Linked DNA regions of Homo sapiens: region 2 is linked to region 1. Evidence: chromatin loops called from intact Hi-C (ENCODE). Cell type or tissue: IMR-90. All regions are shown on one strand. Region 1 overlaps LRRC28 (leucine rich repeat containing 28). Region 2 overlaps LRRC28 (leucine rich repeat containing 28).

Region 1 (5,000 bases):
GACGAAAGAAGTAAAAGACCTAAATAAATGGAGAGACGCATCATGTTCATACATTAGAAAACTCAACATAGCATATATGTCAACCGTTTCCAAATTAATCTATAAAGTTAAAGCAATTCTTATGAAAATCTCAACAAGGCTTTTTGGAGACAAAGATAAATTTATTCTAAAAATCAGTGGAAAAGTGTAGGGCCTAGAATAGCTAAAAAAATCCTGAAAGGGAAAAGCAAAGTAGAAGTATCACTCAACCTGATATTAAGGCCTACCATAATCTAAACTATAGTAATTAAGACAGTTTGCTATTGACTAAGAGATAGACACAGATCAAGTGAATGGAACAGAGAATTATAATACAATTATATTAACAGAGATTTATATAGGCTTCATGACCTTGGGGGTAGGTAAAGATTTCTTAGAACACAAAAAGCATTACTATAAAATTGAAATGGATTAATTTAACTTTATCAAAACAGAAGACTTGTTTTCAAATGACATCTTTAGGAAAGCGAAAAGGCAAGCATCACTTTTGAATTTTTTTCTTAACTCAGGAAATTCTGTAAATTTTGAGTTATTAGATACTTTTGCATTACCTCTAATTTTAAAAAATTAAAGTTGGCTGGGTAACGGTTAATGGGTACAAAAAGTAATCAGAAAGAATGAATAAGACCTAGTATTTGATAGCACAACAGGGTGACTACAGTCAGTAATTGTGCATTTTAAAGTAACTAAAATTGTATAATTGCATTGTTAGTAATACAAAGAATAAATGCTTGAGGGAATGTGATTTTCATGATGTGATTATTATGCATTGCATGCCTGTATCAAACATCTCAAGTACCCCATAAATATATATATCTACTATGTACCCACAAAAATTAGAAATGAAAAAAATTTTAAAAATAATTTTTTTTAAAAAATGAAGTTGGTTAGAACCCTAGTTCCAATAATTTTTATGCTACACCAGGATGTATACATTTGAATAAATCACAATTGAAAAGAACCACAGACATAAAAAGTGCATTTTGGGGGATTCGCTGATGAAACTTAACACAAGGAGCAAAAGATAATTATGTTAAATGCAAATCATTCATACAAGGGATACATTTCATACCACAGCCATTTAGTTTTTAAAAATAAAGCTCCTCATATGGTTTAGCTGCGTCCCCACCCAAATATCATCTTGAATTGTAATTCCCATAATCCCCATGTGTCGTGGGAAGGACCCGGTGGGAGGTGATTAAATCATGGGGGGGTGGTTACCCCCATGCTCCTGTTTGCGTGATAGTGAGTGAGTTCTCATGAGATCTGATGGTTTTATAAGGGTCGTTTCCCTCTTTGCTCAGCAGTTCTCTCTCCTGCTGCCATGTGAAGGACATGTTTGCTTCCCCTCGAGCCATGATTGTTAAGTTTCCTGAGGCCTCCTCAGCCATGTGGAACTGTGAGTCAATTAAACCTCTTTCCTTTATGAATTACCCAGTCTTGGGTATTTCTGCACAGCAGCATAAGAACGGACTAAAACAGCTCCCAAGCAAAAGCATTCAATTCCATGAAGATACGGGATTTACACTCATTAAAGGATAATGTCCTTTGGATCATCATTAACTACTTATGAAGCTCACGGGGGTGGAGTAACCTGGAGGTTTCATATTTGTGCAACAAATAAATCCCAAGGCTGTGTACTTATTTGCTTTTGGGAGACTCATCTAATAACATATTGTATCTGCTTGTTGTATTAATAATCTGAGTTATTACAAGTACACCAACCAATCTGCTGCCTTAAGAATGGATTCATGTTGGTTAAGTCCTTTAAAATCCAGAACTGTGGCACCAGAGACATCAGAGGTCTGGGGAAACACTTTGAGCTAAGCAATAAGCTCTACAGTTAAGAAAAAGATGCTGATAAATTCTACAAAGAACATCAGACATGACATTTGTTGCTTTAGAATCTTTGAGCATATTTACAGGCAAGGCAGAAGAAAGAGCATTTCAGCTTGGTTTTAAAATACAGAAATACCACTATTCCTTAAAAGAACGAATCACAATGCTGTTGGCACATATTGGAGCCCACAAAAATCATAAGAAATGTGCGATTTTTTCTGCAAATATGTTTCCTGATTAAAAACACAAAGCATATATTTGACTCGTACAGGAAGTCAAGCCAAAAGAAAAAATAGTATTTATAAGACAAAGTTAAAATCCTGAGCTTGTGTACATATTAACTTACTCAAGAATCATCTAATAACATATTGTATCTGCTTGTTGCATTTATGTTAGTAGTGACTGTCTCTCATGGGAAGATTCTGTGTGCAGAAACAGAAACAGAAATGTCAAGCAGACTTCTTTCTTGATTGTGTCATTGCCCTAGACATTAGGAATGAGATATGTATGAGAAAAGAATTAGGTGGTGGGGTCAAAGCAGAATTTTCAGTACCTACTGCAGAGCACAGCCCATGACAGATGGTCAACAAATAATTTTTGAATGTTGTAAGGAGGAAGAAACAGCTAAGAACAATTTACTTAAATTTTTGAAGACTATTTCACTTGTGGGAAATTTCATAAGTCACCTTAAGAGGGTGCCAACGAATAGGCTTCTGCCAAAAGGAAAAACAAAATCCCCAAAATGAGTATGCAAATAATGTTGGTGTGACTGATATTACTTGGCTTCAAAGAAGCAATAGCCACAAAAAGCAAGGGTAAGGAAATATGAAACATTTCATAAGTGAGGAAACCAGATAAGAATTATATAAAAGAGCTTATTTTAAAAATAAACTACTAGTGAGTGGGAGAAGGGAGTATTAGTTGTTTTGAAAGACAAAAGGAAACTGTAAGACCAAGTCAGTTTTGCAGGCCCTCTAACAAACAGGTCTTTACCTCAAGGCACAACAATCACTCAGACATGTGGCACTCTCATAGAATCACTCCGGCCCAGAAGACCAAGAATTCCTGAAAGAACCAAGCTATGTAAATCTGAGCTTGAAAGTGGCCTGATTGAAGCCCATGGAGCCCTCACCTACCACAGCACCCGGCTGGCAGTAGATGTTCGAAGTGTGTTTGCTAACCAACTGGATAAATTAATAAACAAGAGGATGAGTCTTTTGAGTTACTTGGAAGTAACCTGAAAATTTTTTTTACAAGAAGCCATTGGCATACTAATGTTTTGTTTTTGTTTTTGAGAGAGTCTTGCTCTGTCACCCACCCTGGAGTGCAGTGGCGCGATCTCAGCTCACTGCAACCTCTGTCTCCCAGGTTCAAGCAATTCTGCCTCAGCCTCCCAGTAGCTGGGATTACAGGCACTTGGCATACTAATGTTTTAATAATTAAAAATATTTTTAATTTCTAAAGCAAATACCAGTTTGTTACAAAAATTTAACACTACTCAAAGGAAACCACTGTTACTTTGGTGTATGAGTCCTTCCCAAGACTTTTTCTATATATACACAATTGTTTCAATATGTGTGTATGTGCATGTATTTACTATATATGTGCACATAGATATACACATATATTCACACCTATAATTGCTTGACAAAGACTGGATCACACTATGCAATCTTTTATGTAACTTGCTTAATAACATTTGTAATTGAACAAAAAAATTTGCCATAACAATCTTTCCTTTTCTTTTTTAATATGTATACAGTTTTAGGCAAAGGGCTTTTTCAATGCCTCTAGAAATAATTTTTTTTCAAATATTGTTTTGTAGATTTGTAAAATTATATCCCAAGTATATGGAGTTGAAAATGAAAGTTCTCCTTCCACCTGACTACCTCATAACTCCACATTCCCCCCTTCCCAAGATACTCATAGTAAAGAGTTGGAGCTCCATCCTTCTGGACTTTTTAGTGCAAACACCCAAACCATACACACACACACGTGTGCATGTGTGTATATGTACATACGTACACATACACATATATTTCGAAAGTACCTTGTTCATAATGTTAGAGAATATTTAATTTTGTATTTATGAGTTTATGAGTTGAAAGTATATTTAAACTCATTATTTACAAGTTTATTTATTTCGAGATTTCTCTATGCTAATATGCTGGTCCACTTAGTAGCTAATTGAACAGCACAGTGGCTAAAACACAGATTTGGAGCCAGACTATTGGGGTTCAAATCCCAGCTCTGCTATGACACCTTGGCCCAGTTTGCAATCTTCCTGTACCTGTTTGCCCTGTAAAAGGGATATCACAGGTTGGACCATACGCATATGACTTGTATGATTCAACTTAATGATAGTACCTATCTTACAGTACTAAGAAAAGTAAAATAGCTCAACTTCCAAACTAGATCTCTTTATCCCCAGGACTACTGGTTCTTCCATTGCACGCCATGGCTTATTACACAAAAGCAGAGATAACACAGCAATAAAGCCTGAATGCACTCTGTACTACCCGTTATGGCTAAAGCTTAACCCAGCAATATGGGAAGAACCATTGGGTTACCGGCCTACCTACAGTTCCTGTCTCAAAATACCCTGGTGATTAAAGTAAGACCTTTTAGTTAATTTTATGTGTCAACTTGGTTAGGTTATGGAGCCCATTTGTTTGGTCAAATACTAGCCTAGCTGTTGCTGTAAAGGCATTTTTTAAAGATATGATTAATATTTAAATCAGTACACTCTGAGTTGAGCAGATTACCCTCCATAGTGTGGGTGGGCCTCATCCAATTAGTTGAAGGCCTTAAGAGCAACAAAGTAGAAGGTATTCTCCCTAAGACTGCAATAAAGAATCCCTGCCTAAGTTTCCAGCCTGGTGCCCCGCAGAATTCAGACTCAACACTGCAACTTCAACTCTAACCTCAACGTCCAGGCCGCCAGTCTGCCCCAGTTCTGAACGCGCCAGCCTTTGCAATTGTGTGAGCCAATTTCTTAAAATCAGTCATTCTCTCTCTTTCAATGTGAGAAATTTTGCTATCAGGAAGTGGGATGCTGCTGTGACAAATACCTAAAAATGTGGAAGTGGCTTTGACATGAAGTAATGAATAGAGGCTGGAAG
Region 2 (5,000 bases), 66 kb after region 1:
TAAAATATTTGAAACAGACTTTTTTTTTAAAGATTAAGTATTTATGTTAACGACTTGGAAAAAACACTACTGAGAATCAGAAGACCTAGCATTGTCTCGATTCTACCTTACTAAGTCACGTTGTGTAAGATTCATAATCTCTCAGAGCCTCGAGAATTCTTATTTATAACCAGGGATAAAACCTGCCCTGTTGGTAAAAGAAAGTGAGTGAGACACTGTGAAAATTATAAAGCACTAAATAAACTAAAATCCAACTGCTTCTCACCAACAGTTCTGCTAACACTCTAGTGCAAGCCATCATCATTTCTTGCTGGGGTTATTTTGGCAGATTCCTAACTCGTCTCAGTTTTTGTTGTCGGCGCCTCGTTTAAGTTTTCATCACTGGCCCCTCTTTACAGTTATCTGAGTCATTCTTTTAAACCTAAATGAGATCATAGGACTCGTCTGCTCAAAATCCACCAGTGACTTCCCCTCACATCCAGAATGGAATCCACAGTGACCAAGGTCACACAAAATTAAGTCTTTACTGTTAACAAGTATAACATATTGCACCTTAACAAGATTTTCAATTGCAGGATCTTTAGTTTCGCTTTAAAACTGAGATGAGTGTTGGAAGTCAGGAAAACAAAGGCAAGGCTAATGGCAGAGGAACAATGAGCCAGTCTTCATGGAGTGTGGACTCTAAGAGGATAGAAATAAACTGGGAAGGCAGAAAAATGAGATGAGGAAGAAGGTAAATTTATTGAGTACATACTTTTGGTCTGAGAACTTTTCTATATGTAACAACTTTTACATTTTAAAAAATGAATGAACGGGATTAGAATCTTTGGTCTCTGATGCTAGGACTGGGCATCTATCTGCCTTATTCAGATATTCAAAAGGAGAGGAATAGATCTTTCTAAAAACTATTTTCAAAGATTAGTAATGTTCTGACCACTTCAGTTAAGAATTTTTGATGTTTAGTATTCTTTCTTTCACACTTTTGGATGGCATTTATGGGATGGGAAATCTTACTGGTCCTCAAGTCCGTGGGATTTGACAACTTCAGTTTATATTAAATCCACTTTGTTCTGCACTGTAGCCAGTGCTGCCTTAAGCATGATGTGGACCCTGCACCCTGTATCGTTCTCCCTACCCAACCCACAGTGTCCCAAGTATTAGAATTCTTCATTTCTATCTGCCAAAAGTCTAGTAAAAGATGAGATAAACTCTCTCTCTCAATGAAAACATGCTTCAGAATTACCTGCCCCCAGTGTTTACATACAGTCTAATGGCAATTAAACAAAGATCACCAGAGTGAACAGCTGGCCCCATTCTGACAATGAATGGCAGACGCTGAAGAAACACGTAATGGCTTGAAGGAGAAAAGCAGCAGGCTAATCCTCAGGGCTGAAGGCTCTTCTCCAAACTCAGAGGCAATGGACCCGAAAAGGACCAAAGATGTGCCAGACAAGACGCACCAGCAAGAAGGAAACATGTCAGTGGATAGGAAAGCAGCCCGTGCTCAAACACTCAGCAAAGAAACTGCTGCAGACCAACCTGAAGTGTTAGCGTGACACAGAACACTCATGACACTCACAGTGCAGGACAGACAATAGGCACCAAGGTCACTCAGCCAAGCTGGTGCCAGAGCCAAGGTATAAAACTAGGCTTCTTTTAAAACCTGCCAGAACTTTCTTTCATTTCCTCACACAGAAGCACAATGCATATGTACATTATCAACTCCTTTTATTATGCTATATGGAAGGGTATTACAAATACATAAAAGAATTTAACAAAATTAACAATAATTTTCATACATTACTTAACCAAGAGAGAGCTTTTAAACGTTGACAAAAAATGTGAAATTAAAAACACAAATATGAAGGGTAATTTTTAATTTTGGAAAAGGAAACAATATATCATTTTGTGTGTATGTATGTTTAAACAAAACTGACTTTATTTAGGTATCAGCGGGTTAGCCGAGTTCCTTTAAATAGTTAGGGATTTGCAAAGTGCAAAGCTCATGTAACATAATCTGTGTTTTCCTCAAATCCCCATCGGTCCATTTGCTTAAGAAACCCATGCTTCCTGGCAGGGTGCCGGCATACCAAACCTGCCCAGTCGTGCACAGTTTTATTTCTGTTACTAAATTAGGAAACCGAGTGGGCAATGTCTGGGACAACAGCAAAGAGAAATGCCTCGGCATCATTAGCCTGCAAGTCTCCCTAAAAGCTATATCATTATAAGATATTTAATTTTTAATTAGAGATACCAAGGCAATGTAGCCTAATATTGTGCAATACTAAGAAATAATTAAATGAAGACAAAAGGGAAAAATCCAAATGTTTAACAAAAGTATTCTTCTGAATAGCCTTAATCATGTTGTTAAAAATAAATGAACTACTACCACTCAAGGCTTAATTTCTCAATGACTGGTACTAAAATACTGCCCTCTTTTTCTAAGTGATGAAGGAGAAATGCGAAGTTATGCATCACAATTCTTACAAATATATACTAACATACTTTATGTAGAGCTCAGTTTGAACATTCAAGGAGATTTGAGTGGAGAAACACAAAGAAGGATTTCAAGAAAACAAAGCCACTGTTTTTATTTTCAAATTAATTTATAAATGATAGAAAAATATAGAAGGAAAAATACATAATATTCCTCTTTCCAAATTTTACTGACCCCAAATTTGCACATCATAGAGCTTTTAAAAAAAGATAGTAGCTATTAATTAACATTCTTTAAATAAACAAGCCCTGATATTTTATGGAAAGCTAAAGCTTGAATCCTGAAAGTGTTAGAATTTTAGTTTTAGCGATATCAGAAATACTTTTTTCTTATAAACATTTTGTTAAATTCAAACATCATAAACATTTTCTTAATTAATTTCAAAGTAGCATTCATTTTACTTTAGTTCTGTAAAATAAAAAATTAAATGAATATGTGCTAGAAAATCTACATCTTTACACAGATAATTTATGTATTTAAATATCAGAGTTTAGAAATTACAGAAAAATTAAACCAAGTTTCAGCGCTGTAAAAGCCCTGAAAGACTTGTCAACCATGACTATATTAAAAAGCTGTTCACAATATTTACTACCATTTAGCAAGACAGAAAATTCATTCACATTTATAAAAAATCCTGAGAGATGAACTCTTCCAATAACCATCCTGGCTGTTGGCATGCCTTCATCTAGTCTCCTTTTATATATACGTATTTATATGATCTCTAGAGCACAGCAAAAGGCACCTAGCTGATCTGACGTGTGCCAAAACCCAGAGCCTTTCACTTCTTTGGCTCAACTCCTACCGCTAAGATCTGGCCATCAGTGATGCACGCGAGCAGGTCCACAAGATTGGGGTGGGCCACACAGTCTCAAGTATCTCCCTATATTGTTGAAAAGAGGCACATTGTTGTGGAGGCCCAACAAAATGAGAGAAGCAAGGCTAAAGCTGTATTTTTACATAAATAAAAATAAAAGCAAGAAATAGATCAAATGATTAAAAATTATACTGAATAGGGTCGTGATCCCCATAGATCACTTTAATAAATAGTCTTTCAGACCCTCATTCTTGTTAACATTGCTACCTATACACACATAAAGAAATATATATAAGGCTGGGCACGGTGGCTCATGCCTGTAATCCCAGCACTTTGAGAGGCACAGGCAGGTGGGTCACTTGAGGTCAGGAGTTCAAGACCAGCCTGGCCAACACGGTGAAACCCCGTCTCTACTAAAAATACAAAAATAAATAAATAAATAAATGAGCCGGGCGTGTTGGTGCACACCTGTAATCCCAGCTACTCAGGAGACTGAGGCACAAGAATCACTTTAACCCAGGAGGCAGAGGTTGCAGTGAGCGGAGATCACATCACTGCACCCCAGCCTGGGTGACAGAGTAAGACCCTGTCTTGAAAAAAAAAGAAAAAAGAAAAGGAATATATATAAATGAATGGAGTGCCGGAAAAAGGAAAAATAAGTTTTGCTCTTCAAAAGACACCCCAATTAAAAAAATACACAAACCGCAGACTGAGAAAAAATATTTGCAAATCATATATCTGATAAATGACTTGTATCCAGATAATCACAGGGGTTGACAAAAGTTGACAACCTTGCTGTAAAGGGCTATTTATGTAAATCGTTTTTGCAAACCATATGGTCATTGTCACAACTACTCAACTCTGCCACTGCAGCATAAAAGCAGCCAGAGACAATATGTAAACGAATGGACATGGCTGTATTCCAAAAAAACTTTATTTACTAAATCAGATGAAGTGCTAGACTTGGCCCACAGGTCAGAGTTTTCTAACCTCGGTCCCTAGTATATCCGTACAGGTTATCTGATACTGAGTCTCTGACAGCAATTTTACAATTCTGTAAACTACAGATAACTGATAACAATGTAAACAATTCTTGTTTATAAACACATACATAAATTACATCCAGTGGGGGGGACAATGCTCTGTCTTTGTTGAGAAAACTAGCTTTGCCTCCATTTGAATATTCATTTATATTCTTTTTTTTTTTGCAATGGAGTTTTACTCTTGTCCCCCAGGCTGGAGTGCAATAGCGAGATCTCATCTCACTGCAACCTCCACCTCCCGGATTCATGCGATTCTCCTGCCTCAGCCTCCTGAGTAGCTGGGATTACAGGCATGCACCACCACGCCCAGCTAATTTTTGTATTTTTAGTAGAGACGGAGTTTCACCATGTTGGCCAGGCTGATCTCAAACTCCTGACCTCAAGTGATCCTCCCACCTCGGCCTCCCAAAGTGCTAGGATTGTAGGCATGAGCCACCGTGCCCAGGCCGTTTTTATATTCTTGATCTATGAATGTGTGTGTTCTAGGGATTCTCCTTGAACTTGTTATAACACCTTATCAATTTACTCATTAATAAGTTAAATAAAAGCTTTGCCACATTTTAAATTTTTTATATCTGTATGGGCATCACGATCTTAGCTTTTTTATGAAAATTATCCATTAACACCAGTATACATAAAGAACTCT

Evidence for each region. Hi-C counts contacts between places; a loop is a spot of excess contacts. Peaks named below come from ENCODE experiments on the same cell type or tissue, not always from the same donor. Only the 100,000 strongest peaks of a DNase experiment are listed, where the experiment ranks them.
Region 2: it touches region 1 in a loop (2.3-fold over the local background); 6 of 110 quality-filtered maps call a loop at or near these places.

What each region holds. Positions count from the first base shown.
Region 1 is chr15:99,369,275-99,374,274 of GRCh38, reverse strand. All of the region lies in intron 9 of LRRC28 (leucine rich repeat containing 28), which reads right to left. Among named protein-coding and RNA genes, the nearest start is that of LINC02244, 31 kb to the left of the region's middle. RefSeq lists an enhancer at 2,470-2,529. In IMR-90, a CTCF peak has its summit at 2,564; no DNase peak of the experiment used is centred here.
Region 2 is chr15:99,303,353-99,308,352 of GRCh38, reverse strand. All of the region lies in intron 5 of LRRC28 (leucine rich repeat containing 28), which reads right to left. Among named protein-coding and RNA genes, the nearest start is that of LRRC28, 54 kb to the right of the region's middle. In IMR-90, no CTCF peak of the experiment used is centred here; a DNase peak (open chromatin) is centred at 2,052; H3K4me3 peaks cover 518 bases; H3K27ac peaks cover 438 bases.